2 separate regions of the Homo sapiens genome follow, and region 1 is linked to region 2. The links are chromatin loops, found by intact Hi-C in ENCODE. Cell type or tissue: Caco-2. All regions are shown on one strand.

What was found. A loop is a pair of places that touch in the nucleus more often than their neighbours do. Peaks named below come from ENCODE experiments on the same cell type or tissue, not always from the same donor. Only the 100,000 strongest peaks of a DNase experiment are listed, where the experiment ranks them.
Region 1: a loop joins it to region 2, with 10 times the contacts of the local background. A loop is called at or near these places in 4 of 110 quality-filtered maps.

What each region holds. Positions count from the first base shown.
Region 1 is chr2:127,452,234-127,454,733 of GRCh38, forward strand. No RefSeq gene overlaps it. Among named protein-coding and RNA genes, the nearest start is that of MIR4783, 30 kb to the left of the region's middle. In Caco-2, no CTCF peak of the experiment used is centred here; DNase peaks (open chromatin) are centred at 1,308 and 1,565.
Region 2 is chr2:127,196,026-127,198,525 of GRCh38, forward strand. The region is part of intron 5 of CYP27C1 (cytochrome P450 family 27 subfamily C member 1); the gene reads right to left. Among named protein-coding and RNA genes, the nearest start is that of CYP27C1, 23 kb to the right of the region's middle. RefSeq lists a silencer at 928-1,222. In Caco-2, CTCF peaks have their summits at 1,093 (motif pointing right), 1,309 and 1,966 (motif pointing right); a DNase peak (open chromatin) is centred at 1,976; H3K4me3 peaks cover 857 bases.

The DNA.
Region 1 (2,500 bases), 260 kb after region 2:
TCCGGTACTTCTGAGTGGCTATCCTGGGGCTGTAACCTCTGGATGGCCTCGTCCCTCATGGGACTTCCCTTACATGCCACCCTGTCAAAGTGTTGCCAAATAAAGCTCATCGTTTGCTATTGCTAAGTAATGGTCAGATCTTTTTTTCTTGGTCAGTCCTGAAATCCCCCTGTTGTTTCTGAGACAGAGTCTCACTCTGTCACCCAGGCTGGAGTACCGTGACATGATCTCAGCTCGCTGCAACCTCTGCTTCCTGGGTTCAAGCGATTCTCCTGCCTCAGCCTCCTGAGTAGCTGGGATTACAGGCGTGCACCACCATGCCTGGCTAATTTTTGTATTTTTGGTAGAGACGGGGTTTCACCATGTTGGCCAGGGTGGTCTTGAACTCCTGACCTCAAGTGATCCTCCTGCCTCGGCCTCCCAAAGTGCTCTGATTACAGGCATGAGCCACTGTGCCCAGCCAGTCCCAAAATCCCTTGAACTCGCTACAAGGGGTGGTGAAGAAAGGGGAGGGTTTTGGAAATGGTTAAGAAATTGATATGGGGGCCGCCCAGCCAGTAGGACAATCAATTGGCAAAAGAATCCTGGACAGTCCCAAGTGGTTGGAACTCAGAATTTGGAAGCTTTCCACTCAGTTTGTATAGCACTGCTGTGTGCTCTATGGCACTCTATATTTGTTTGGTTTCCCCCAGACACTCATTAGCTTGGGCAAGTGGTAGCACCAGTATTTGAATGAACCCACACACTGGAACTGATCTTTGGGGCGGGAGGTTTGGGGTTGCCCAGGAGGGAGGTCAGTCCACCCGCCTGAGTCCTCCACTAGGCAGTTGCTGGACATTATAAGACATTTGGGCTTGAATAGTAAAAGGGGAGGATGGCATGTACCTGCACTGAGAGCAGACTACCCCTGACTCCCTAACAGTGTCCTGTTGGTTTAGGGAACTCTTAGAGAAGAGGATGCCCTCATCCCTGGAGACTGTGATAGCAGGTGAATGAACTGACAAGGCAGAGACATCAGGCCAAGGCTGGTCTCCTAAGCACAGCTGGAGCGATACCTCTGCTGCTGGGACCTGCTGTGCCCAACCCTTGTGCTAAGCCAGCTAAAGCATTACTTAAAGTGACTAAAGACAAGGAAGGTCATATCCCTGACCCTCGCAGGACTCTGAAGATGGTGGCTGTCCTACTGAACAGGTGCTCCAAACCACGAAACACGGGTCAAGCTCTATTGCTTCTTACCAGGATGCCGCTGGACAGGAGGCAGGGGCTTGAACTCCCAGGAAGGAAGAGCCTGAGGGTAGGACCCTGTGGAAGAGGACTGGTGTCCTCTAGAGGAAAGGCAGAGTGACAGCACCATGACAGTGATAAGTGGCAATCAATCCACCATCTGCTTTGCCGGTGACCACAGCAAAGTAATAACAACTGAGAAGACAAAAAGGGAGGACCAAGAAGGAGGGGACAACTCTTGCCTGGAGGAGAAAACATCTTCTCTCTCGCCCTGTGGCCCTGTTTCTCCTAACCCAGGAACCAAAGACAAAGGGGCTGGCTGGCTGTCTAGAGTGTTCTGGCGGGGAGGGAGCTCCACCTAAAGGGCTGAAACTCAATGGCTGGCTGCCCCAGTATGGAATGGAAAAATGGTGTCCCTGCAAAAGCATCCTGCACAATTAGTGAGGAAGGTGGGAATGACCCCCAGCGAAGGCTTTGGACCCTGGCCCACAGATACCTTGTTGATGGGGATTTTTAAGGCTTGGAAGGCTGCTGACCCTATGTTAGCATAGGGTCTTAAGGGTTTGGGCAGACTGTCAATGGAAAATGTTAGCTGAGGCCAAAGGTCTTGGTCAGCTGGGGATGTAGAAGTGGGCTTATCAGACGACAGGCTGAATGCAACACAATGGTGTGGCAAGCCCTGAGCAGCTTAAGGGAGTCCTGACTCCATCTGCTTGTTTCTTAGGAGAGCTTCCGACAAAGTCCTCTTCAGGGGCAATGATACTAATACTAAGACAATTCAAGGGGCCATAGCTGCCTGGACTTACTGGAAACTTAGAAAAGACAAACTCAGAGTGCTGCCCATGAATTCTACAAACAACACCCTACCTGGCCTAAATCCAAATTACTATGAACAGTAAGACTTCCCCTCTCCTAAGCCAGACAAGCTTCCTACAGCCAGGCATCTCCTTAAATGTGAACCCTGCAATGAACAAGAAAGGTTACTTTGGATCCTAAGGAGGGGGGCGCTCAAGATTGGATGATCTCTAGTAAATTGGTTTAACAGTTCCAATAATTACTAGGGTTAGACGACAATTCTCAGCAGGTGTCTCCTCTGGAAACAGCCCCTCCTTCATATCTGGCCGTGTCCCCCATACGGATCCAGTGGTCCATGTTCATGGAAAACAGACCCTTCTGGTAGACAATCGCCCTTTTACCTTTCTCCACGTTAATAGTAATCTGGGCAGGGCGCAGTGGCTCATGCCTGTAATCCCAGCCCTTTGGGAGGCAGAAGTAG
Region 2 (2,500 bases):
CACAGAGCAAGTCAATAACTCGTCTATGCAAAGCAGTGTCTTTTTTTTTTTTTTTGAGACGGAGTCTCGCTCTGTCGCCCAGGCTGGAATGCAGTGACGCGATCTCGGCTCACTGCAAGCTCTGCCTCCCGGGTTCATGCCATTCTCCTGCCTCAGCCTCCCGAGTAGCTGGGACTACAGGCGCTCACCACCACGCCCGGCTAATTTTTTGTATTTTTAGGAGAGACAGGATTTCACTGTTAGCCAGGATGGTCTGGAACTCCTGACCTTGTGATCTGCCCACCTCGGGTCTCCCAAAGTGCTGGGATTACAGGCGTGAGCCACCACGCCCGGTCAGCCATGTCATTTTTTATACCTCTTCTCAAACCTTTCTACTTATTGAAAATAATTGTTTTATTCTCGTAGGTCCCAAGATTTTCGCTAAAATCAATAGTATCATCTATGGGACTACATTTCACTCTCTAGTAAACAAGGAAATGCCACAGTATAAAGGCCTTTCTCTTTCACCAAAAAAAAAAAACTAATTTAAGCAGGCAATATTGATATCATTTTCTTGTAGAAGATATCACGTGTTTTAGAGGGCAGCCCTCTTGTATATATAATATAATGTGCAAGGTCTTATAAATTATAAAAGATTACTTAGATGCTTCCTATCAAGAGAATAGAAAATTTCTATTTAGATCACATTTTTATGGAAAAAATGTGGTATATCCATACAATGGAATACTACTTAGTAATAAAAAAGAATCAATTACTGTTCTATGCCACCACATGAATGAACCTGAGTCATTCTTCTGAGTGCAGGAAGCCAGATGGAAAAGACAGCATGCTATATGATTCCATTCTCATCAATGTTTAGAAAAATGTGGCAGTGGTTTCATAAATGATTCCATCTGTCAAAAATCTGTATCGCATTATGCAGTTTAAATGGAGTTGACTATGCATAAGTTATACCGCAATAAAATCATACTAATTTTTAAAAATCAGTATGAAGTTGTAAGAATTTGTTCCCTGGCTTCTATTGTAGGATGCTAAAAGGAACAGCTTCCTTCTGAATGCCACCTCATTGTGATGTTCTTAGTTACCACCAGGGGACAGGAGGCACAAGCTCAGCGACGAAGCCATTCATTGATTTCTTCACCTTTCAAGTGGTGTCTTAATTTGAGCGAATCCACACCATCACATTCAGGTAGTTAATTAGAATTCTCATTGATTGCATCATTTAGTTTGCATTTAGTTCATATACTTTTTGTTTTATTGTTGCACAAAATCCAAAAGAATAAGGAGTTTATGCTGTGTGGGTTTGTTTTTGTTTTGTTTTGTTTTGTTTTTCGCTTTTACATGCTTAAGTGATATTACAATAAAAATAAAGCCTTGAGGCTTTTTTGCCCCTTTAAGATGTAGGTCTGTGCGGGGCGTGCCTTATTCAAGGCCGGGAAGCACCCGTGCAAAGGAAAAGCTTTGAGATGATGGGCTTGGTTGTTTAGTTTCCCCACCTGTTAATGAAGTCAATGACTCCTACCTTAGAGGAAGCTGTGAGACAGGCAGGGTGTGCGTGCAATGCTTTGGAAACAGCGAAGCGTCACGCAATCTTAATTCTCTCTTTCCACCCGACCACCAGCAGCACCCCAGCCCGCAGCTTCCCCAGTTTCCAGCCAGAAATTTCATTATCTTCCACCCACTGAAAGCATCAGCCTAGCTCCTCCCTGTTTTGCCATTTCCTTTTAGCAAATTTTACAACTGCTTTCACCTGTACCTACACGGCGATCATTTTCACACGTATCCTATTAATTGTATCATATTACACATGTGCTTTTGAAAGGAACTTGGCTCCTTATTCCCCCCGGACCATGCCACCCCCAGCCAGCCAAAAACCCATGTTAACTATCTAGTGTGTTCCCTCCACGCGCTGCTCTGTGTTCGCACAGTCACGGACAGATGTGCAGATGCACACAGCCGGGAGGGGGCGGTGCCGCTGCATCTTACTCACAGGACACAGTATACATGCTGGTCTGCCTCTTCCTTTCCCATCGGATAGCCTGTGGGTTCCCCCCAGGTTAATGGGCAGTGCTCTGTCTCATTCTGATATGAACCCTCCCTGGTCCCAGTGTATCATTGATCTGCCATGCTACTGGGCTCCATTCACAGGGAATTTGTTGATACACACACACACACACACACACACACACGCACTCATCAACCAAACTGCTTTAGTTTACTTTCTTTACACTCTCTTTAGCAGGTTTTGGTTTTGAAGTTATGTTGGCTTTATAGAACAAATTGGGGAGTGAATGAAATGAATTCTTGGCTTTATAAATAAATTCCATGGCCTGGAATATTTTAAATGATAACTAATAAGGTTTTTAATGTCTGTACCCTCTTCATGTATGAAATTATGAAACAATGACAAAATGTTTACAAATCAGGAATGATTTGTAAACTTTAAACATTTATTATCATTTTGTGTGTGTGCTAATGGAATTTTGGTTATGCTTTTCAC